Linked DNA regions of Homo sapiens: region 2 is linked to region 1. A link is a loop called in an ENCODE intact Hi-C map of the cell type or tissue named here. Cell type or tissue: GM12878. All regions are shown on one strand. Each heading gives the region's core, and the rest is flanking DNA. Links, peaks and the distances in the headings are about the cores only.

Region 1 (12,467 bases), core at 2,923-7,922:
AGAGTGAATCGGCAACCTACAGAATGAGAGAAAATTTTTGCAATCTACTCATCTGGCAAAGGGCTAATATCCAGAATCTACAATGAACTCAAACAAATTTACAAGAAAAAAACAACCCCATCAAAAAGTGGGCAAAGGATATGAACACACATTTCTCAAAATAAGACATTTATGCAGCCAAAAGACACATGAAAAAATGCTCATTATCACTGGCCATCAGAGAAATGCAAATCAAAACCACAATGAGATACCATCTCACACCGGTTAGAATGGCGATCATTAAAAAGTCAGGAAACAGCAGGTGCTGGAGAGGATGTGGAGAAATAGGAACACTTTTACGCCGTTGGTGGGACTTTAAACTAGTTCAACAATTGTGGAATTCAGTGTGGCGATTCCTCAGGGATCTAGAACTAGAAATACCATTTGACCCAGCCATCCCATTACTGGGTATATACCCAAAGGATTATAAGTCATGCTGCTATAAAGACACATGCACACATATGTTTATTGCAGCACTATTCATAATAGCAAAGACTTGGAACCAACCCAAATGTCCAACAATGATAGACTGGATTAAGAAAATGTGGCACATATACACCATGGAATACTATGCAGCCATAAAAAAGATGAGTTCATGTCCTTTGTAGGGACATGGATGAAACTGGAAACCATCATTCTCAGCAAACTATCACAAGGACAAAAAACCAAACACCACATGTTCTCACTTATAGGTGGGAATTGAACAGTGAGAACACATGGACACAGGAAGGGGAACATCACACACCAGGGCCTGTTGTGGGGTGGGGGGAGCGGGGAGGGATAGCCTTAGGAGATATACCTAATGTTAAATGACGAGTTAATGGGTGCAGCACACCAACATGGCACATGTATACACATGTAAATAACCTGCACGTTGTGCACATGTACCCTAAAACTTAAAGTATAATTTAAAAAAAGAAGTTTTATGCATCAAAACAAAACACAACTAAACTAAACCAAAAACAGAAAAGCTATCCCAATAGAGAGAGAGAGAAAAATAAAAATAAAAACTTAAAGAATTGATCAAAAAGTAAATTGTTCTTAAAAAAAGTTTTCATTTTTGGATTTTGTAATGTTAGTTCTATTTGACAACTGTCCTTAAAGTTCCATATTTTGTGATGTTTTTCTATCATCATAAATCAATATTCCTTGTATTTTTTTGCATTGGTAATATTGTGCATTTTACTTAAATAAGGACTTCGAATTTGTAGCAGCCATAGGACTCACAAAACTTTGCTCAACCCCTGAGTCTACATGGATTGCAACATCAACCAATGCACCCATGACCTTTGCAGGAGAAATATTATTACATTTCTTTAGGTCCCGGTGAAGGAAAAGGTGTTGTCCAGCCTTACCAGAGATATAGCAGGGGAACAGGAGGGATGACAGCAGGTTCTTCTAAATTAATCTACTCCAATATTCCTTTGTGCTAGCGCTTTTGTTCCTTCCTTTAGTGCAGGGGCCAAAAATCCTTTCTTAGAGAGTACCAGACCACAAACATTTTAGGTTTTGTGAACTGTACAGTATCTGTCAAAACGATCTAACTGCCATTGTAGTACAAAAACATGCATAGATAAGGCATTACTGAGTTTGAGCATCTGTGTTCCAATAATACCTTATTTACAAAAACAAGCTGGCTGGCTGGGTTTGGCTCATGGTTTGGTTGATCTCTGATACAGAGTTTGCCAGAGCAGCTTTGCAATTCAACCCCACTGATTAAGATAAGTCAGACTGAATTCACTAACTTAGTTAAACTATCAGTGCTGCTTCCAGCTGCTTACAAAATCCTTGCTCCCTGTAGGGTATATCACCCTGTTTTTTTATGCTTTTTGGTCTAACACTCTCAGAATCCACTCCAATATGTTCCCTAGATTCCTGTCAATTGAATCTGCCACTTTTTTGGTGTATAGAATTCCTTTCTCCTACAGGAGTTTTTTACTCCTCCAACTGGGGTCTGTTGGAATCTGATTTTTATTGTGGGTCTGGGAGCCATGAAGGTGGTGAGCAGAAAAGACAAGTGCTCCAGGGGGAGTCACTGCAAGAGTTTCAAGAGAAGCCTGATTCTTTCACTCAGCAGAAAATCCTTACTTTACCAGATAAGGAACCTTTAGGATGACTTAAGGGTTAAAAGTTACTAGCCTTGCTTTTGTCTGCGGGGATATCTCCATCCCATATCTCAGTAACACCCACTCTTCCCTTAGATCTCCTTAGTAAAATAATTCTGGAGGGTCACATTCATTAGTGCTGCAGTTCTGTGACAACTGCAGTTGGGAACTGGGCTTGAGTTTCAGCCATATCTGCCCTGGAGCTATGGCAGATTAAGGCCATTTTTAAAGCTGTCTTGGCGGCCATCTGAGTTCCTCATGTGAGCCTTGAGTTGGGCTTACATTCCAGTCTTTTAGTTGGTTCACTTCCCTGGATATCCTTTTTAGAACCACCAGCAACAGCAGCCTGAGCTTTGCTTATTACACTTATCATTCTAGTTATGGCTACTGAGTCACAGTCATCTGCTCTCCAAATGCCTTGCCCTCTACCTGCCTTCATGATGCCACCATATGACACAGATCATCATATTCCATTTTCCCCGGCAAGGGAGATAATAAATGCATTCATTAAATATGTGAATGATTTAATACCAGAATTCCAATCTAAGGTTCTGCTTCCTCCAGCCAATTCTGGTGACAATTTCTATATCAGTCAAAGTCCTGGAAGAAATTGATGCACTCTCAGGAGGTGAATTGAAGAGATTTCATAGAATATAATGAGTAATTTATAATGGTGTTGGTTGTCCTGTGTTAGCCAACCATGAATAATAAGAACCCTAGCGTTGATAAGCATGGAGGCATTACTGCCCCAGGTCTGAAAGGGCAAAGAAAGGGAGCATTTATTGCAACACAGAAACCGGTAGCTGTAGAAGAAGACTGACCAGCAGAAGTTGTGCCTTTTAAAAGGAACGCAGCCAAAGCCAAAACGTGCATTGTTAAGAAAGAAGGCAGAGGAATAAATACCCTTGCTGCTCTCTCTCTTCCTACCATCTGATGACTGTTGGTGCTGTCTATTGGCTGACGCCAATCAGGAAACAGAATACAAAAGAGCTGAGTTTACATGACCCATAGAGGTAGCTTTCTGGGCCACAGAACAGGGAGAAAAAGATTAGAAAGGAGAGCCAAAGAGGCAAAACTAGAATATGCAGGACAGAGATCTTAGATTTTGATCAAGCTACTTATCTTCTACTAGTCTCAGTTTCTTTATATGCAAAATAATTTTTATTATCTACTAAATAAGCTACAATATGCAAAGTCTATGTGTCATGGCAAGTATTCACTAATTTATAGTTGCTTATCTTATTATTTTGAGATTAAACACAACAGAAGAATAGAATGGTCCATAAGTAATGTCATTTGGTGCTTAAAATACCTTGAATGAATGTGAAAAATATTTTACATATTATCTGAAAAACATGTATAAGAAAAACTTATTATTTGCATTGAAAGACAACTATATTTAAAGACAGATTATGGAATGGATGTTCAATAAACAGTAGTTTTTCTTTTCATTACTTGGAACTCTACAGAAAGAATATTCAAAAGAATCTCTTGTGGGGTAGAATTTCCCAAAACTAAAATTCTTGTTACACCTATACAATAAATTGTCAAAAGACGATCATCATTACTTGCAACCAATGGAACTTAAAGATTAATTATGTAAAAGGCTACATAATTTCCTAGTCCCAGAGAACTCCCCAAAATTACTTTTATTTATTAACCATAGTAGCTAATATTCATTCCAAAGGGAAACATATTTAAATGGCTACTTGCATATGAATTAATAGTGATTAGTGAATACCAAAGTAATTCTGCAATGACCACCAAAACAGAAGTACAAATGCTAAAGATAAGAAAACAAAGGATGTTAGAATTAACTAAAAGATTTCCTAACACAACTGCAATCATCAGGACATACTGGTCTTGTGTAATCAGCTTTCTTTTTTTCTTTCTTTTATTTTTGCTTTACATATACCATGGCCTATATATTAGCATAGTACCTGCTAATGCCAGCAAACACTTGCTGATGCTCTTTCTCTCTGATATCATCCAGGATGTTTTTTGATGTTTCATATGTTTTAGGCATGGAGTTTCTTAGAGGTAGAGAAAATATCCTTTATGGGCCAGGCGCAGTGGCTCATGCCTGTAATCCCAGCACTTTGGGAAGCCGAGGAGGGCGGATCACGAGGTCAGGAGACAGAGACCATCCTGGCTAACACGGTGAAACCCTGTCTCTACTAAAAATACAAAAACTTAGCCGGGCGTGGTGGCGGGCGCCTGTGGTCCCAGCTACTCGGGAGGCTGAGGCAGGAGAATGGCGTGAACCCGGGAGGCAGAGCTGGCAGTGAGCCGAGATCGCACCACTGCACTCCAGTCTGGGTGACACAGCAAGACTCTGTCTCAAAAAAAAAAAACAGAGAGAGAGGAGAAAATATCTTTTATAAGAAGAGGAAACTTTTACCAAATTATTAACTCTCCTATTTATAAGAGCTTCACAGAATCGATTCCTGGTTTTCAGAAGGCTGTTTTCAGCTCCAGAAAATTAACCCAGTGGGAAGGAAATTTCATCAATTGATTTTAGTTGCCTTAGATAATCCACAGGGGCAAGTAAGACCTGGACTACATCTCCACTGAAATGTGGGAGAATTTACAATTGGCATACAGCTGTTTCCTGCTACTGCCTTACTCTAGAGAGAGGATGACTTATCACTCAACTGAAGCTCCCAAAAGAAGAGCTGTAGGAGGCCTTGTTACCTCACACAGCTGGCTAAACTCATAACCTGCCCTGTCATGATTGCTATTCTGGGGCTTGATCGATAAAGACTCGGGTGTTCTCAATTCTGTTCTTTTCTTTGCAATCGCAACACTCAACAATTTCTTGCTTGATAACTATATGCAGACACTGCCCTCACTTCCCCAAGGAATTGCACTGTGCCTGCACATCCCTGTCACTTTCACAAAGAGGCAGATAATTTCCTCTCACTGGATAGGGTGCTATGTGGAAATGACGTGAAATCCGCTCAACCTGATTTCCAACATGTGCGTTCGTTTTCTCCCTATTCAGGTCATAGTGATTCATGAGAGAGAGAGGCAGAGCGGGAACTGAAGCAGTTTCAGCCTCACCAAAGTACCTTTCCCCTAGTTCCTCTTACTGTGCTCATTATCCTTTCTTTCCTGCTTACCATACATCGTTTACCAACCCTTTGAAAATTTAAACTACCAGGTTCATCTAGCTCTGGCACTGCTAGAACCGAGACTACAGAAGATGTCTGAGTCTTCCAAGCTATTTGGGTCAAACAAAACAAACAAAACCACACACAGCCACCGAGTTGGGTTATTTTAAGGACTTAGAGCTACAGAAGGCAATCTGTCAGCATCCGAGGCTGTTTCAAAACCACCTCCTCCCTCCGTGCTTGAGTCAAGAGCTGCAGTCTTTCTATCGCCCATAGCCATGCTGCAGCACTTCCTCAATCACCCTCTTCTCGCTGCACGCATTGACTTTCGGTTTCTTCACAGAGTCACTGACAGCTTGCAGCTTTGGCTTATCGATAGCCCCGTGGTTCTCTCCATCCATGACCTACCAGATGGCATTTTAGTTTAGTTCCCACCACTCACTGCCTTATTTAATTGGTATTTCTTGCCCCACATTTCCAAAGCAAGCCCGGTCTGGATTCTGTTTGGTTCAGCCATCTCATGGGTCTCCAGCTGCTTCCCTGTCCTGTAGGCGGCCTGCGTGAGGCGCAGTTCCTACTTCCAAGGTATTGTGGGGCAGTGGCTATTTTTGCAGGCTATTGTGAGGCAGCAGAGGTAAAGTATGAGTTGAAACATACAAACAAAATATGGCCCCTCAGCATTGTAGAACTTTTGCAGATAATGAATTTTAGAACCAAATAGAGCAGGACATTTGTTTTCACAGTGAGTCTTATGGCTCTACTTAGAATCTTGTCACTCTGTTTTGCAGTCACCTCTCCAAGTCATTGTCTTTTATTGTACCCTTGAGAAACAATACTGTTTCCATTCCAACCACTTTACTGAGTATTTTTACTCAGTGGTCAGGTCACAAATAATCTGTTAAGTTTTAAATTCAGTTGTCTTGTATTGCTGATTTCTCTGTCTTATTTAATGTATTATTCACTTCTTAAACTATTTCTCTTGTGGGTTTTTTGGCACTATATTATCTTCTTTCTTCTATGATTAATTTTGTATTTCTTTCTTTTAAATCTCCTCAGCAATCACCACTTAACTATGAGCATTTCTCAAATGTTTGCACTTTTGCTCCTCAAATTTTATATTGTTCTAATCTGAAGGCACCCATGAAGTCACTGCACTGCATGGTTACCTAAGTGCAGATTACTCCAACATTTTAAATTTCATATATTGATTTCATTCCAGCAGAACACTTCAGACTATCTGACTCAAATTTTCAAGAGGAGATTTCTTACCAGGGAATTGAAGTACATGCTCAAGCTGCTTACATGCCCATATGTTCTGTTTCCACTTAGGATAAAATATTTTCTAGTCCAGTACTACAAAATCCTTCCTTGTATTTGACCCTTCACACAGATCTCAATACATGTATCTATTGCTATTCAAGTCATGATATCCATTGCAATGCAGAATGGTAAGTAATTTATTCACAGTACCGATTGATATTACAAACTTTTAAGCAGGGTACGGCAAAAGCATTAGATACTTTATGTATTAAAGAAGCTGTTAACTGTTTTAACAGATAACTAACTCCCAATCCCAAAATTGTATAGTGTAAGCTCAAAAGCTTACACTATAGAAGTTTATATCTCTCCTTGGTAAGATCTGCTCAGGACTCCCTGATCAGTAAGTGACTCTCTTCCAATGTCTGGTATTCTCACACAGAGACTACTGTGTATGTATTTAGATGAAAACAAATGTCTGTGTTACTGGGAACTGGAATTTTGACATGAGAGAAATAAATACATAATTAAGAGAGAAAAAATTTTAAGAGAACACCTGTATTATCAATAAAAATCAGATGAATGGCATCTCTTATTAAAAAAAAAATAAAGATACCCTCATCCGGCCCACAGAAAATGACTAGAAACACTGACCCACTCAAAAGGAATGAGCACTACTGGTACCTAGGATCAGGACTCTTAGGGAAAAAAAAAGGCATTATTCTGAAAACTTATAGAAGAAAAGGAAGGAGTCAAACATTCATCTTGCATTCTCTTTTTAACCCCTTCTCCAGGAGTCAGTTTTCATCCATGACTGGTGAGCTCATAAAAATAAACTGATATTGAGTAGGATGCAGTGGCTCATGCTTGTAAATCCAGCATTTTGGAAGGCTGAGGTGGGAAGATCGCCTGAGCTAAGGAATTTACCAACCTGGGCAACATAGTAAAACCTCATCTCTACAAAACGTTAAAGAAGAAGAAGAAGAAGAAAAAAAAAAAAAAAAGCCAGGCACACACCTGTAGTCTTAGCTACTCAGGAGGCTGAGGCAGAAATATTGCTTGAGCCCAGGAGGTTGAGTTTGCAGTGAGCTACATTTGTGCCACTGTACTTCAGCCTGGATGACAGGGTGAGATTGAGAAAGAAAGAAAAGAAAGAAAAGAAGGAAAAGAAAAGAAAGAAAGGAGGAAGGAAGGAGAGAAAGAGAGAGAGAAAGAAAGAAAGGAGGGAGGGAGGGAGGGAAGGAAAGAAGGAAGGAAGGAAGGAAGAGAAACTGATGTTATGTTCTTTAAATATGAGTACACAACATTATTACATGTGAAGAATTTTTTTACCAAAACCAAAATAAACTAGAAGACAAGCCATTTTTCATCAACCAATTTACAAAAAATATAGGGAACAGCTGAAACTGTTAAGTGACATGGCAGGGCTTCAATCAGTAAAATGCAGACTCTGAAAACTCTACAGGACAAACAATCTGATTCTTCAAAATACAAAATTCATGGAAAACAAAAAGACTAGGATGGGGGACCTAAAATATAGTTATGGAACACTAAACAATTACAATATATGGACTTTGCATATTTATTTGAATAAAAGTACTAAGGCTAAGAAATTTCAGCACTATTATTTATGATATGAAAAAAATTATTGCTAATGTTTAGGTATAATGATATTGTGGTTATGTTTCATGTGAGTTTTGTATTTTAGGGACTGGCTTTCCTATGTTTGGAGATGAAATATTACGTTGTCTGGGATTGTTAAAAACAATTCTGAGTCAAAGAGAAATTGGCAGGGATTTAGAGGAAACAAAAACTTCCCATGATTTGATGATTGCAGAAGCTGAATAATTGGAATATATTTGTTCATTATACTACTCTATGTAGTATTTCATGGAGTTGAAAGATGTTATGAGACATGTTTTTTAAAGAAGTTTTGGGGTGGGAAATGGGCAGAAATGGAATGGTATGTGTGGTTGAGATAGGGGAAACCGAATAAGCCAAAAGGAAGGAAATATTTTAAAACCCAGAGTGCTATATACATGAAAAGATAGTGTTTTCAGGCAGTAGTTTCCATTTCATACTTAGAAACAATGAGCTATTAGACTGAAAAGAATGTTGGGCCATATTGAAGAGCTTTTACAGATGTGCTGATAACCTTGGAGACAGGAGACAAGTGAGAAATGTATCCAACGTGGAGGCAAGAAACAAATATCTGTGTCATGGAGTAGGTCAGGGAATTGGGATGAGGGCACACTACATGAGAAATGTGGCAGAAACCCATCTTATGCAATGAATGAAGAAACTCAATGTGGAGGTAAAGGAGGAAGGGAGAGAATGAAGACATTTTCAAAATTTTGGAAACTGGTGATAGGAGGAGTTTTGAAATACGACTACTAATAAAAGAGCCTAGGAAAGAAGGCTATTGGGATGTGTGGGAGATGCGAGGAAAGGGAAAATTATTCTCAACTTCACCGCTCCCAGCTCATAACAAATTCCTTTCAAGTGTTTCTTCTAATTATCGCCTATGCCCATCATTTCCTTTTTTTATTGACACTACCAATTTACTGGTAAAAACTGAAAGCTCAGACTGTTCCTTGTCCAAATTTTCTAAATCCTTCCTTTGAGCAAACCAATGTCTGCCTTATTCAAAATGCTATGATAGTTCCCCACTGACCTACAAACAAAGTCAAGAATTTTTAGTGTTACACTTTTATTCTCTAACTACTGCCTTCATCTCTAGGGCAATTTCCTACTAAACTCAACATGATATTAAATTTACATCAGGCTAGTCTTTTACCTGAAGTCTGACTTCATGATTCTTTCAATATTCTATTTTTATTTATGAAAAATATTCTCTGTGCCTCAAGGCACAGCTGTGTTTCCACTCTCTCTGTATGGGTTGTTCTGAAAACTAAGCCACAATCAATTTTTTTTCCTATTTGAACAACTTCAGCATTACACAGAGATGCTGTGTCCATCTATCCTAGTGTTACACAAGGCAGATTTGTCCAGTGTGCAGTCCACGTGACAACATGGGTCTGCATCTGCCCTTTCTTGGTCTGTGGCCTTGGTTTGATATCTTGACTTCTCCGAGTCTCAGGTCTACATTTCCAGTGACTTCTCATCTTATTTCTTGTTAAAACTAAATTCCTCGCCCAGGTCTGCAAGGGTCTAGGTGATTTCACTTCCGTCGGAATCTCTAATTTCTTCCTCTTCTAGCTCCTCTCTTGCTCAGTTGGCTCCAGCATGAGGCCTCCTTGTGGTTCTTTGATGACAGTGAGCATTATCCACCCAAAGGCAACCTTGTGTCTGCTTGTCTGGCTCTTCAGCAGATGGTCACATGGCCCAACTCCTCCTTCCTTCATTCTCTGCTCAGTTGTCTCCTTGTCAAGGAGGCCTTCCCTAACCTTCCTCATTGATATATCTCCACCACCCCAACCTACATACTCCCTCTTTCCCTAAGCTTAGTTTTTTTCTTTTCTTTCTTTTTTTTTTCAACATTAGCATCACTTTCCATGTTGTATGTGATGTGATTATTGACTTCCCTGCCTGGAAGATGAGCTCTAGGAGGGAAGTTATTTTGCCTTTATTCACTGATCTATCAACAAAATTAGAACAAATAAATCATGTTGGGGATTGGCTCATATTAGGCTCTTTATTCTTTATAATATTTTTAAAAATTAATACCTTACTATTTGTTGTGTAGAAATAAAGTGAGATAACTGATTCATGGTGCTCAATTAGTGGAAATTTTTAATAACATTTATTATCTAGTTTAGATGATTTTATTTGAAAAATATTATAAACCTATTGAGCATGGATTATGTGTCAATTACCTTCTTCCTTTAATTATTTGAAGCAAGAGGTGAGCTTTTCTTGTCTGCTTTTTTGGAAGTATGGAAGAGAAAGAAGTAGTATCTATTTCCAAGTTTTGAAATGGTCAGATCAAGGAGAGGAACCACATGTAACTTTTATTATTTCCAGGACTTCAGTCATTTTTTCTACCTTAAGTATGGGATCACTCCTTTAAAAACTCTAACTTTTCTCTCTTATTTCAGTTTTTAGACAAATTTAGAATCAGAAATTTGTTTGTGGGTTTCCAGGAAAAAATGGTGCCATGGCAAGAGTGTGAAAATGAAGGGAAGGCATTTACATGAAAGAACAAAGGGGTAATTTGGACTACGAGCCTTGCCATGAGTCAAGTTCTGGCGCCTGCACATAGAAGAGAACAAGAACAAATGTTCAAAACAAAAGCAAATGAAGTCAGGCCTGTAGACATTGAATACATCCTAGAAAATACGGTATGCATTTTGTCTTCAGTAAATAGTTTAGTTGTTCTATAACTGCAATTGTTCTCACTACTGTTTTGAAGCACAAAGCTTATAGGCATAGTACTAGAAAAATCATTTGGGGAAATGTTTTCCCATAATTTAATCTAATATTTTCTGTAAGTATAATTTCAAAGCTAAACCATTCATTAGCCAGTCCACCCACTTCTAGTTCTGTGAGTAAATGTATTTAACTTACTTTAGGTGAGGGGAGGAGAGTAAAGGGCTTTAAGGGGAGGAGAGAAAAGGGCTTTAAGGGGAGGAGAGAAAAGGGCTTTAAGGAAAGCTGATGACTCTAGATAGTGATAGGCTAACTAGGCGGCAGCAGCACCATAATAATGAACACAGCTTGATCTAGGAGGTATACAAATAGGAGACATTTTGTAAATATAAACAATTATATTTGTTCATATTTTCCAAAGTCTATAAAATAATTCATAATGCTTCACATTCTGCTATTTACTCAGCTACAGATTACGCTCAAGATTGTTTTCCACATCGTAATAATTTTGATAATCCTTTTTTGTCATTTCAATTTTTTTATTCTTACCTCTTGTAGATGTAATATAAGTTAAAAATGGTTGATTTGAAACAGAAAATGTAAACATCACTAGCTTTCAAGATTGAAAAAGCAAATGATTAATTAAACATTGATGCTATCACAAAGTAAATTTTATCTATACTTGCTTTAAATACGTACATACTGGAAATTAAAATAAATTACAACTATAAATGCTTTTTATTAAATTTTTTTTAAAAAAACAAATGACCTCTACAAATCCTTACTGTCCTCTAGTGATCTCAAATACCACCTGGAAAGGAATCCATATTTCTACTACAATAATTGTGTAGTTTGTCTTGAAAATGTTATTCAAGGACAGCTTCTACTCAGAAAATTATAATCAAAAATATACAAAAGCACTTCGGTTATAAAATAGATAAAAATATTAGCATGAATGTCAACAGGAGAAGACTGTATGAATATTGGTTTGAGTAATAAGTCTTGAGTCTCCATTCACAGCCAAACACTTCAGAGCTTTGACAAATGTATGCTTTTGGTAAATGTCTATTTATCATGACATACATTGAACTAAACATTATACATTAGGATCTAACATTCTTCCACTCAAAAGCAAAACAAACAGAATTAGTTTCCAATGATTGCTTTGTCACTTATTAGCTGTGAGACTACAAGCAATTCACTTTAACTCTATTAGCCTGTTTTCCTATTTCAAACATTGTCATGATCAGTAATGTCCGTCTTGGGACAGGCATGCAATGTCCATCACCATGACCAATGGCATGTCAAGAATGGTCAACAATCCATACTCTATGGTCACTGGAATTTACTCTGAGAGAAGGGATTCTTCTAGTCACTAGTTGAGTTATCCCAAATTTCTTCTGTTTGCAAGATGCACAAATCAATTCTTTATTCCCAAAAGCCTTTTTGCACAAAGCTGCTCCAGGCTTGTTAACAGAAAGCCATTTCTGGGCCCATCAGTAATCAGTTGACATTAGAGTAAAGAAAAATGTCATAATTACAGATATGGCATAAGAATGACCACCAAGTATGAAATAGCAGTAGGAGCAAATGATTAATGTGATAACATATGTTCCACAATGCA
Region 2 (12,467 bases), core at 4,624-9,623, 160 kb before region 1:
TCAACTGAAGCAGTGGATTGGTCTTTAGTCTTTACATCAGTGGGCTGCTTTGTGAATAGTAATTAGAGTTGTTCCTTTCTTAATAACATTTTTTAAAATAAAAATCCGAATATTTACCCTTTGTGTGATCTCTAAAAGCTCATCCTCCAGTTAATGTTAAACTGCTGCCTTAGTAACCAGGGAAATGCTTTTTAAAATTTTGTATTTCATTATGTTCCTGGAAGAGCAACCTTGTCAGTTTAATATGACGTCACAATAGAATTCCGATTTCCTCTGATAAGAACTTTACAATGAAGAAATGGCCCATGCATATTCAAAAGTTTATACCACATTGAATATTATTGAGTTTTATGAGAACAACCTATTAAAGCCTCTCCTCAGCTTATCTTTATCACTAAAATTTATGACTTATTCCCACCTACTTAACACTTAAAATCTTATTTGCAGCTTTGTGCTGTTCTATGTAGTACACTGCACAATTGGCATACTGTATTTGACAACAGAATAGCAAAACCAGATTTACTGCCCGCCTACCAGAGGGCATCTTTGAAGATATTTTGTTTGAGAAGATACCTTCATATTACTTGTTTTCTTTGGTGGCGAATGAGACTTTTATTTTCTTGGCTTAGGTAGACTCAAGTTGTTTTCCTAAGTATGTAAAAAACACTATTCTTCATCATAAACGACAACTTAACATTTTGTCCTGGAGAATTAAATCCAACTCCTGGAAATAGAAAAGTAAGTAATTCAGAAAAGCTCTCCTACTAAGAAAAATTATATTTTAAAAAAACCCTGAAACATCTTTTTTAAAAAACATCTGTAGAAATGTCTTGAGGCCGGGGGTGGTGGCTCACGCCTGTAATCCCAGCACTTTGGGAGGCCGAAGCGGGCGGATCATGAGGTCAGGAGATCGAGACCATCCTGGCTAACACGGTGAAACCCCGTCTCTACTAAAAATACAAGAAATTAGCCGGGTGTGGTGGCGGGCGCCTGTAGTCCCAGCTACTCGGGAGGCTGAGGCAGGAGAATGGCGTGAACCCGGGAGGCGGAGCTTGCCGTGAGCCGAGATCGCGCCACTGCCCTCCAGCCTGGGTGAAAGAGCGAGACTCCATCTCAAAAAAAAAAAAAAAAAAAAAGAAAAGAAATGTCTTGAAAAATTCCCAAGATCCACTATAACTTAAAGGACGTGCAGCCTTTGAGTCCTCAGGGGGAAGCTGGTGATTGCAGAGGATAATGCTGAGACACTGGAGTCACAAGCAGAGTTTTCACAGCCCCTGGTCCAGAGACAAAAATATAAGTTCCAAATGCACTAAAAATTGAGATGCTCTGATAAACTAACCTATATTTAATTTGATATCCTAAAAAAATCTTACAATAAAAATAAATGGAACAAGAAATATTGGCAGCTCTGGTGATCATTGGGACCCTACTGTTGCTTGAGATTATTTCACATAAAACTTCCATTGTCCACAGGCCTCTTACCAGAAAAAAAAAAAACTTTCTGAAGGAACATAAAACATTTCCTTATACCTGAAACTATTTCTCAAAATATTTTTAACAATGTACTGCACAAATTAGACAAAGAGACAAAGAACTGTTTTTTATTTTATTGTATTTATTATTTTTATATACTTTTATTTTTTTTTTGAGTCAGAGTCTCATTCTGTCACCCAGGCTGGAGTGCAGTGGTGCAATCTCGGCTCACTGCAACTTCCACCACCCGGGAAAGAACCACTTTTTTAAAGAGAAAAAAGAGAAAGAGATGAGAGATAATGGACATATCACATACAAATTTTAAAGTAACTATTTTTAATATTTTCAACAAAATAAAATGGCTGATTAAGAATTTCCACAGATAACTAAAAACTGTAGAAAAATAAATCAAATTTCCATTTGTATAACAGAATGATAAAAGTAGATGTAATTAAATACACAAAAATGTATTTAGCAGTGGGGTGGATATGAGTAAACAGAGAATGAGTGAACTAGATGACATAAAGAATATATACACCTCCCAAAAAACAGAAAAGTTAAAGAATAACAAATATTAAAAGATTGCAGAGGGAGAGGAAATATGGTAAAAAGAGGTTAATTATACAGATAATTAGAGCTACATGATGCAAGAAAATAGAATAAAATAGAAGACATATTTCAAAAGCAATGACAAAATTTGTAAAACCAATGAAAGTTATCAGGAAAGTTTTAATAGCACTTCATCACTATTATCCATATATATAGTATATATATAGATATACATATCTATCTAACATATACCATCTGTATATCTGTATTGATATATATTTTCTAGATATCTATACATCTAGGTATATAAATATATATGGGTATATATATATATATATATATATATATATATATATTCCTTCACATTATATTAAAACTCTTAAGAAGCAGAAAGTATGACAGAAAGATCTTAGAAACATCGAGACATTGTATCCTCAAAGAAACATAGTAAAACTAGATCGCATTTCTCAACTAAAACAGTGGAAAGTACATGACAATGCGATTATATTTTAACTGTTCCAAAAAAAAAAGAAAGCAAACAAAACAAAAAATGAGAATCTATCAGCCACACCATTTATAATACACTTTAGATATATTTGTACAAGTGAAAATGGAGACTAAGTCCTCACCAGCAGAAAGAATCATACTAAAAGATCTACCAAATAAATTCTTCAAAATTACCTACGTGGAAACTCAGAGATAAAGAGTAAAGTAAGAAATTCAAAAACTTGTAAACAAGTTGTGTGCATTTACAGAAGAATCTGTAATGGTTTTCACAAAAGTAAGGATGTGATTCTCAAATTACACATAGTACCAAAATACAAGATAAAACTTTCTGACGCATTTGGGGATGGAAATGTATTTAAATTGTTTGGAGGCCACGTGGAGTATTTACAAAATTGACCCATTTCTAAACCAGTGCTTGTCTAGCATTGGAAATTTTTCCCACATCAGGAGACATTTAACGAAGTGTGGAGACATTTTGATTGTCATGACTTGGTAGAGAGGTGTGTGCTACCAGAACTTGATAGGTGAAGCCAGGAAGACCGCTAAACACACTGCAATACACGATACCACCCCACAATAAAGAATTATTTTACCCAAAATATTAATAGTGCTATGGTAGAAAATCAGTCTTCTAGCCCATGAATTGAATTGTCATCAAAGTATAAAATAATGAAATTATATAAAATACACCCTATTAACAGTATGTAATTAAGCTTAAAAAAGTAACACAAAGGTAACTGTGAAAAATCCCCGTCTGCTTGAAAATTATATACTGTACTTTTCAATAGTCCATGAAACAAAGAAGAAAAGTTGATAGAAATCAATATATTTAGAATTAAAAATTGTTTAAGATGCAGATTTCCAAATGTGCAAAATAGAATTAAAGTTGAGTTCGGAGAAAAGAGAAATATAGCTTTTAATGCATCTAATGGGAAAAATACAGAATGAATAAATTAATATTTAAAAGTTAGAAAAAGTGTAAGGAATTACTTCAAAGAAAACAAAGGAAACCAAACAATAAAGAGAACTGAATAGGACTGAAAAAAGTATGAGTTTTAAACTATTTTTGAAAAAAGTATATGAATTTAAAACTATTTATGATTTTAAAAAACAGCAAAAAATGAGAGAATTTTATGTGATAAAGTATCTACAACTGGGGATCAAAAAGTACTGGAAACATTTAAAATAAGAGAGAAGGCAAAACAAAGCAGTATTAGAAAACAGGACATCATCATAGACTCTGCAGTAATTGAAAAGACAATGAGAAGACATTGTAGCAAATTTTACATAAATCATGCTGAAAATTGAGGTGAAATGAACAAATTTCTAGAAAGACAATTTACAAAATATGACAGAAGTAGAATATTTAATCCTTTATCAAAAATAATGAATAATGAATCTAAAGTTGAAACCTTTTTATTTAGAAAACTGAAGGTATATGACTTTGCTGCTGAAATCCAACAAATGCTAAGGCAAGATATAATGCCAGTTTTACATAAAATATTGATAGAAAACTCTAATAAGTGATAATACTTCCAGATATATAAGTTCAAAACAACTTTACAGTTTAATTACAGGAAAGGTAAATCACTGACAAATATCGGTCATAAATAATAAATTATAAACAAAATTACTTTTGCAGTATATACAAATTATGCTATATCATGATCAAGTAGGATTCATTTCAGAAAGGTAATATTATTTAACATCCTAATATCACTCAGTGTAAGTCACTAATGGGAACAAAGCAAAATTTAAAAACTGTGTGATTATTACCTTAACAGATAAGGAATAAAGTAGTTTAGAAAAAAATGTGTATGTGTATCAATTTATATTAATAGCTTTTAGAAAACTAAGGATAGAATGCTGTATCCTTGATCTACCAAAGGGTATCTACTAATCACCCAGAGAAAACATTTTACTTAATGCTAAGATGTTAATTGATTTCTCCTTGACATACCAATTATATACAATATTGTGCACAATTACATAATACTAGACTGAGACTATACTAGACTGAGACTAGACTGAGACTAGACTAGACTGAGACTGGGTATCTACTAATCACCCAGAGAAACATTATACTTAATGATATCATTATCTTAATGATCAAATGTTAATTGATTTCTCCTTGATGTACCAATTATATGCAATATTGTACACGACTATATTATACTAGACTGAGACATAGGACAGGAATAGTAGACTGAGAAATACAAGACTGAGACATAGGACACAAAAAATAAATGAAATACATAAGACATGGTAAGTAAGCAATTTTTTAAAAATTTTTAAATTTTTTAAATTTTTAAATATTTTTAAAATATTGTATTAAATGATTGTGAATTAAAATTCACAAAAATCTATACATTTTAGTTAAACCAGTAAGTATATTTAGCAGGGTGGCTGTACCCAATATTAACATAACAGAATCAATTATATTTATAGATATTAACAAGTTGGAACACAATTTTTTAACATTATAGCATGTATAGTACTATTAATAATTTTTAAATACCCAGGAATAAATATATATTCAGAAATATCTGTTAAAGTAAGCCTTTTTACAGAAATTCATAAGAGGTATTTCAGATAAAATTTTAAAGACCACTAAAGAGAGAGATCTAACATGTTTGTGGAAGATTAATATTCTAAAGATATTATTTTCTTTCAAATTTATGCATAGTTTAAGGTAATGTTATTCAAAAACCAAGAGTATTTTTATGGAAATTGACAAGTTGATTGAAACATTTATATAAAAATAGAGATAGCCAAAAACAGCCAAAGAGTCCTAAAAATGAACAATGTGTGAGGACTTACATGGCCAGATGAGCATGAAGCAACACTAAATTGCATCATATTGGGTTAGTATAGATGGTTATACCAATGGAGCGGAGCAGACCCACATATAGATCATTACTTCATGTACAAAGAAGCTCTCACTGTGTTGAAGTGGCAAGAGAGTGGCCTTCTCAAAAAGAGTAGACTTTGGCAGTGGCATAATCAGCTTAGTTGGTATTGTGAACACTTCTCTACTGTATAAGACAATTATTTTTGGTAATAAATATCGACTAAAATTAATATACTAATGGGTTGAAGTAAATACAGACATCAACATTTTTAAATGGAGTTTTGTCATATACAATTATATACGACCATAGCAAACAGAAAGTGAGCTATGGGTCAAAAGTGGAATAAAAGCCTGCCTTTCTGTTTTATCAGACACAATGCCAACCCCTGTTTTGAGAAAATTAATTTGTTTATGCAAATTTAGGAGATCTAATAATATTGATAACTTCTTTTTTTTTTTTTTTTTTTTTAAGACAGTCTCACCCTGTCACCCAGGCTGGTGTGATCTCAGCTTACTGCAACCTCTGCCTCTGGGGTTCAAGCAATCTCTGCCTCAGCCTCCCAAGTAGCTGGGATTGCAGGCGCCCGCCACCACGCCAGGTTAATTTTTGTATTTTTAGTAGAGATGGGGTTTCACCATCTTGACCAGGCAGACCTTGAACTCCTGAACTCGTGATCCACCTGCTTTGGCCTCCCAAAGTGCTGGGATTACAGGTGTGAGCCACTGTGCCCAGCCTACTTCTTTTCCTTAATATTGCCAACATTAGTTGAGGACCTACCTTGTGTAGAATGAGAAATTAAATTCTGAGGTTATCTAAATCGAGAAAACCATGTCACATAGAGGAGCTCTGTGGAAACTGAATGATTAGGTTAAAAAGCAGAGCAATGAGAGTATGACTTTCGGATTTGGCAGATAGGATTTCAGATTCTGACAATTTCATTTAGGGGCTGTTAGTATTTAGACAAGTTAGTGAACTGCTTTTTGTCTTAGTTTCCTCATCTGTGAAATGAGGATCAATGGCAAGGGATGGAACAGGGGCAGGACTTTTGTAAGGATGTAAAGTTCAGGAAACTGTAGACAATATCCACAGGTGTTATTTTAATTAAAGTCCCTATTTCCCATGAATGCGTAGTAAGGAGGCACACACCACTCCATCACTGGACTCCTTTCCTTCCTAAAATATTGGCTTAAAGTTAATGCTGACAAATTCCAGTCATATATAACAAGTGTCTGAAAATGAAACCATCTACTTCTATATACAGTGAGGACACGGAACTCTAAAATTATCTACTCCCCACAGAACTTATTCTATATTTGGTATGACTTTACCATTCTTACAACTTCTTGTCCAGGCAAATAGCTCGATTGTGCATTAGAAAAACTAACCATCAACTCTTCAGTAGAAAGCATTGGCCATTTGTGTCCCGAGATTCTTTGAATCTCCTGCCTGTGAAAGTACTTGCTGCTGTCCTTACCCAATCTTGAGCCCACTGTCCCCACCAAGAGGGTTGCTTGGCAAGTGTAGGAGATGGAACACCAGCAAAGTTACATGGGATATGTTTGATTGAGGATTCTTTGCTTGAGGGGTATTCATGTAGCTTCAAGAAAGTATAGCACAGTTTTCTAGTATTGACATATTTTAAATAAAATGATATTGATTTAGAGCTTTTTAAGTGTTCTGAAATACTTTAAAAAGGCAGGTCTCTTTTTAGGATCAAGGATAATTTTATATAAAATCAAGTAGTTGATGTTAAAAAATACAAGAGTTGTATTATTGGCCAAAGAAATCAGATAAATATGTATGACTGGGGCCCTTTGGGTGGGCTTTAGAACTTTGCAGGAAAGATCTACTTTAAAAAGTCTCAACTGGCCAGGCGAGCCACTTCCCAGGGAGCCTGTATTCCCAGCACTTTAGGAGGCTGAGGCAGGCAGATCATGAGGTCAGGAGTTCGAGACCAGCCTGGCCAATATGGGGAAACCCCATCTCTACTGAAAATACAAAAATTAGCCGGGCGTGGTGGCAGGCACCTGTAGTCCCAACTGCTCAGGAGGCTGAGGCAGAAGAATCGCTTGAACCCAGGAGGCGGAGGTTGCAGTGAGCCGAGATCGCGCCACTGCACTCCAGCCTGGGCGGCAGAGTGAGACTCCGTCTCAAAAAACAAAAAAGTCTCAATTAAATTCATCAGTGGGGTGAAGGCACTGGAGGTCTGCGGCTGCGTGCACACAGTGCCTTCCACTGCTAGCCTGCTTGGGATGCTGACACCAGCAGAACTTCAAAGCTGTCTAGAGAGCAATTTTGGTTTGGAGTCAGTCTGCTCTTCCTGCATGAATCCCATTTCAAAACCAAAACTTTCACACAGGAAACCAAACATTTATATTCTACATTTTTGTTCCTTTTATTGCATTTTGGGGGAGCATTACCTCACTTTATGTCAATTTATATAGTACATTAAATGCTGTAAATTACCATAAAATGAAACAACACATCAAACAGTGATATTGGAACAATAAATCATTACTATTTCCTACTGCAAACAGATGTTCTTATTTTTAGGCCCATGCCAACATTCATTTTGTTCTTCCAGATTGTAGAGCCAAACTTTAAATTTTCTCGTTATCAAAATGAACTATTATATTCACGCTGTCATTTATAAGCTGAGCAAAATGAGTTGCTCAGGCAGTCAAGGTAAATCAAATTGCGTACATCATTCTTCCACAATTGGCTTCCAATACGTCAGAATTTAAATCAGCAAAGATGAAACTGCGATAGACTCTAAATGATGATCTTATTTGACATCATTAAGTAAAGATGACATTTTAACTTCTGTTGAAAGATCGTTATATATGATTTAAGCAGTGATAGTTTTGCCAGAGCATCACAGTTTATGTCTACAAAATCAGGCTTGGTGTCTTTTAGCCTTTGGGAACGGTGTGTCACTGATCAGAAAAGGAAGCACTAGACAGCAGGCTGTGGGTGTCAATGCTTAATGTTTGTTCCTCAAATTCATCAAGATCTTTTTCTCACCACCTCTTCCCCTGACTTCTTTTTATAAAATTGGAGCCTTATTTATGTGACTCACCAGGTAGAGCAGCAATAGGCAGACTGACAAACAGATAAAAGATTTTATGTCTACAGGCAAGGGGTTGGGTAGATGAGAAGGATATATTTGCAAAATGTCAAAGATGTTAGCTTAGAGATCCATCTGAAGAACACAGATCAATAGAGTTCACTGGAGGAAAATCAAACAAACAATTGAGACAGGACTATGTGTTGGAAGCATGGAAAACCATACCCAAAAAGGAATTTCACTTGTAAGGCACGAAACCTCCACTACCAAATATTCCGTATGTAGCTACTTCAGCCCAGAATTTGAGATATTTTCAATTTTTCTTTAGTGTGTTTCTAGGTTGATGAGTATGAGATTGAGTGGAGTGTGTTTGAAAGTATTTTAAAAGGTGTAATTCAGGAATCAATTCAATAACATCATAGGATTATTGCTTGTTTTGGTTTATTTTGTTTTACGTGTTCAGGGTAAGGGCTACTCTGAAATAATTTACACTGGAACTTGTGAGGTATAAAACATGAAAAGGCACATCTTTCCATTGACAAAACTATGGCCAGAAATTTTGGTTTTAGATGCAAACATTAGTTTCGGAATGCTCTAAAATATTTTGTGAAAGTTTCTCAGTTTTACTCCCCTTTCATTTGTTACATCAGTTGTATCCTTCCTGTCTACAGGCTCTTCTATTTTCTTGCTTATTTTCTCATCTAATTTTCCCTTTTTCCCTCTCTTCCCAGTCCCCCTTTCTTTCTTCATTTTCCTCTACACAAAATAATCTTCTACTGTGCTTTCCAGATAGCAGACTTAAAGACTAATACACCTTCTTCTCCCTAAATAAGGAGAGAAACATCTTCAGGATAATTGTTAAAATTTATAAACTGGGCAATGAGTGCCAACAATTATCAGTGGGATGCAGGATGAGGGATGGCACAGGTGCACGTCAGACGCCTGTCAGCAGAGAATTGCATCGTAATTTTTAAAAATTGATAGAAGAGAAGAAAACTTTGAATTTTTAAAGTATTATTTATTACTATTATTATTAACAATCATTGTTCATATAAATTATATTTAAGAGAGTAAGCCCTAAAGACAATACGTATGTTACAGAAAAGTTGATATCTTAGAAACGAGGAAATGTCATTATTTAATGTAATTTATATTCAGTATGGAAATCTATTATCTTGAGATATATTTAACAGGAATTAAAACAGAAGACTTCATCTTCTGAATGCGATTGAGTTTGTTTCTATTGCCATTGAAAATTATTTCAAACGGTCTTATAAGAAATATATTCACATCATCTTGAGATAAAATTTGTTTACACATTAAATACATCTAGAATCATTCACTCTTTCAACTTACCATAATTTCCTAAAATGCATGGAAACAAACAGCTCAGCACAGCAGTTACTGAAAAGAATTGATGTGACTTCCCAATGTAACTAAATTAAAACCAGAAAGTAATTTATACTCCCTGATTCTATGCTGTGTTTTGTATAGAAAGTGAGACTTTTAAAAAAAATCATTTAGTTTACTTGGAAAAAATGTTCAAGCTCTGTTATTTTCCATGGAGATTTCAAGAGTGAATCTGTCAGTTCTATAAGCAATTCATAATGTGATCAAATGAAGGATTAAAAAAACCGTGAGTGGGATTTTCTTCACCTGTAATAAATACCCTGACGCCTCTTCCCCCTGCCACCAGGAAGTGTTGCATTTTCTGACTTGTGTAATTTTTTTCATGGTGTTGTCCTCTTTTCATAAAACTGACCATCACATCAAGAAACATGCAAATACTCATCTTGGGTCTCATAAAGTTAAGATTAAGTAAACACTCAATTTGATGCAATGAATAATCTCCAAAACATGTAATGAATATACCTTTGTGTTTTATGAATATTAAGCAATGATAAAACAATAAAACTGGTAATTATAGCCAGAGTACCACCAGTCAGGAATTGTCTTCAATTTTCAGGTGGAGGCTCTCTATTTTCTACAATGGAGCATCATTGGCACGAAGGGATTCCTATGGCAAAACACATACTTAAGGAATCTGTAAATAAGCAAATATTTATCAAATGCTTACTGACATGATTTTTGTCCTGAAGGAGCATAATTTAGTTGGGCTGACAAAAATAACAAGGAACAGAGCACAATGAAAAGCACGCTGTGAAATGCTGGCACAACACCTACCATGAAATTTGCAGCTGCTCAAGGGAGAGACGAAGAGGATCAGGTTGTTACAGAAATGAGACTTGGACTGTCTGTGAAAAGATCTATATGATTCTGGTAAGGAAGACAGGAAAGTAAAATACTTCAAACAAGGGAAATACAGGGCAGAGGAAGCTGAACTGACCATGTGTCAGGATTGTATTAGGGAATAATGACTAGATCATAGGACACTGTAACAACCTTTTTAAAATACATTTTAGAAAATGTGTAAGCAACTTAAAAAATTGTGATAGGATTAATAATATGCTTTTGCCCCCAGACTGAATGGGTGTAAGAACTTTAAATCTTTAGTATAACAGTTTGTAAGAACAACGATGTCAGGAAGTCATCCAGTATGGAAAGAATTGTAAAATTTCTGTGACTAAGCCATGTTTGGACAGAATATAAAAACCAGATCTTGGATTTCCATAGATCAACGGTGAATGTATAAACTATAAATGGGACTAAATAACCTATTTCAGAAGTCATTTTTGTAATTCTAATTTTTCTTGTTTTTTTATATTTTTCAAATAACTTGTATTTTTGTCTCAGGTTTCAGTCATCACACAACCAATCATTCTGGATGTAAATACGTAAATCATATCTTCAAAAAAAAATCACTTGCATGAGGTATTACAAGAAAGTATTTGAAAAAAATTGGTTTGATCTAAGAACAATTTTTGTATTTAAAAAGTAATCTTTAATTTTAGCTTCTACACTCTGAGATTTCTTAGAAATTTTATGAATTTAAAATAACAGCAATTAATTGACTAGCTACTGGATTGGGCTCAGACTTAGATATTTTCTCTTAATTTTTTATGTATTTATGTTAATGAATTAATCATAATGTTTATTATAGTGATCATTTGAAATAAATAAGGATGTTCTGAATTATGATGATGATATTTTAGTACTTCATTAAAGCAATATAAATAGAATGATATTATTTCTTATTATTTTATATTGATTTTAATGAGTTCCTCTTCTTATTCTCTTTGAAACTGGACTGAATGTATACATGCAAACAATCTAAATTCTTATGTTACTATTTACACTAGGATGACCCTCATTATGTTTTTTCCTTTTTGCATGCAACCTAAATATCTCCAGTTCTTACCAGATTATGTTACATTTTATTATGTGAACATTAACACAGGTTTTCTTTACCTTGTAAACCCTGAACTTGCATAATTGGATTTCTTTTCCTCCCTAAACATTTCTAGTTATTTCTGGGAGTCCACAGGTGTCTCGTGACCAATTTGTCTCCTGTTTCTCTCATTGCTGTGAATACTAGATATGACAAATTGTGTTAACATTCAGTTCTCGCTGTGACAGATGTGTATCAGAGTTTACAAAAACCACAAGGCAAATACTTCTTCCTAACACTATGCTTCACTGTGATCTTAGGTTTCTCAGCCCCACTATGTCAATTTTAGTAAATTTATTCAGTTCTAGTTCATCTTCAATAAAATTGAATAATAATAAAAATAAAGTATATAAATCCAGTGAGCATAACAGGAATGGATATGATGAATTCATCCCTACATACACGTAAGTACAGATGCTTTCCCCTCCTTAACACTAGACACTGCCTCAATATCATCTACAGTCCTATAAACTTTGTTCTTCTTGAAGTCTAAAGCATTTCTTCAAGCAAAGGCCTTTCAATTAAGTAATTAAGTGGAAATTACCAGACTTAAGGGCCCAAATATTAATTTAAACTCTTCCAGCAATTATACATTTTATCAATTAAACTAAAATGTCTTGTAGTTGGTTATAGGTTTTTGCATGTGAATTATTATGTTGGTGCAAAAATT

What was found. Hi-C counts contacts between places; a loop is a spot of excess contacts. Peaks named below come from ENCODE experiments on the same cell type or tissue, not always from the same donor. Only the 100,000 strongest peaks of a DNase experiment are listed, where the experiment ranks them.
Region 2: it touches region 1 in a loop (2.2-fold over the local background); 2 of 110 quality-filtered maps call a loop at or near these places.

What each region holds. Positions count from the first base shown.
Region 1 is chr13:105,134,409-105,146,875 of GRCh38, forward strand. No RefSeq gene overlaps it. Among named protein-coding and RNA genes, the nearest start is that of DAOA, 330 kb to the right of the region's middle. RefSeq lists enhancers at 5,183-5,392, 5,443-5,852. In GM12878, for the core only: a CTCF peak has its summit at 5,807; DNase peaks (open chromatin) are centred at 4,689, 5,113 and 5,553; H3K4me3 peaks cover 1,615 bases; H3K27ac peaks cover 2,076 bases.
Region 2 is chr13:104,968,823-104,981,289 of GRCh38, forward strand. It overlaps a transcript of LOC105370343 not described here. Among named protein-coding and RNA genes, the nearest start is that of DAOA, 490 kb to the right of the region's middle. In GM12878, for the core only: no CTCF peak of the experiment used is centred there; a DNase peak (open chromatin) is centred at 6,669; H3K27ac peaks cover 2,176 bases.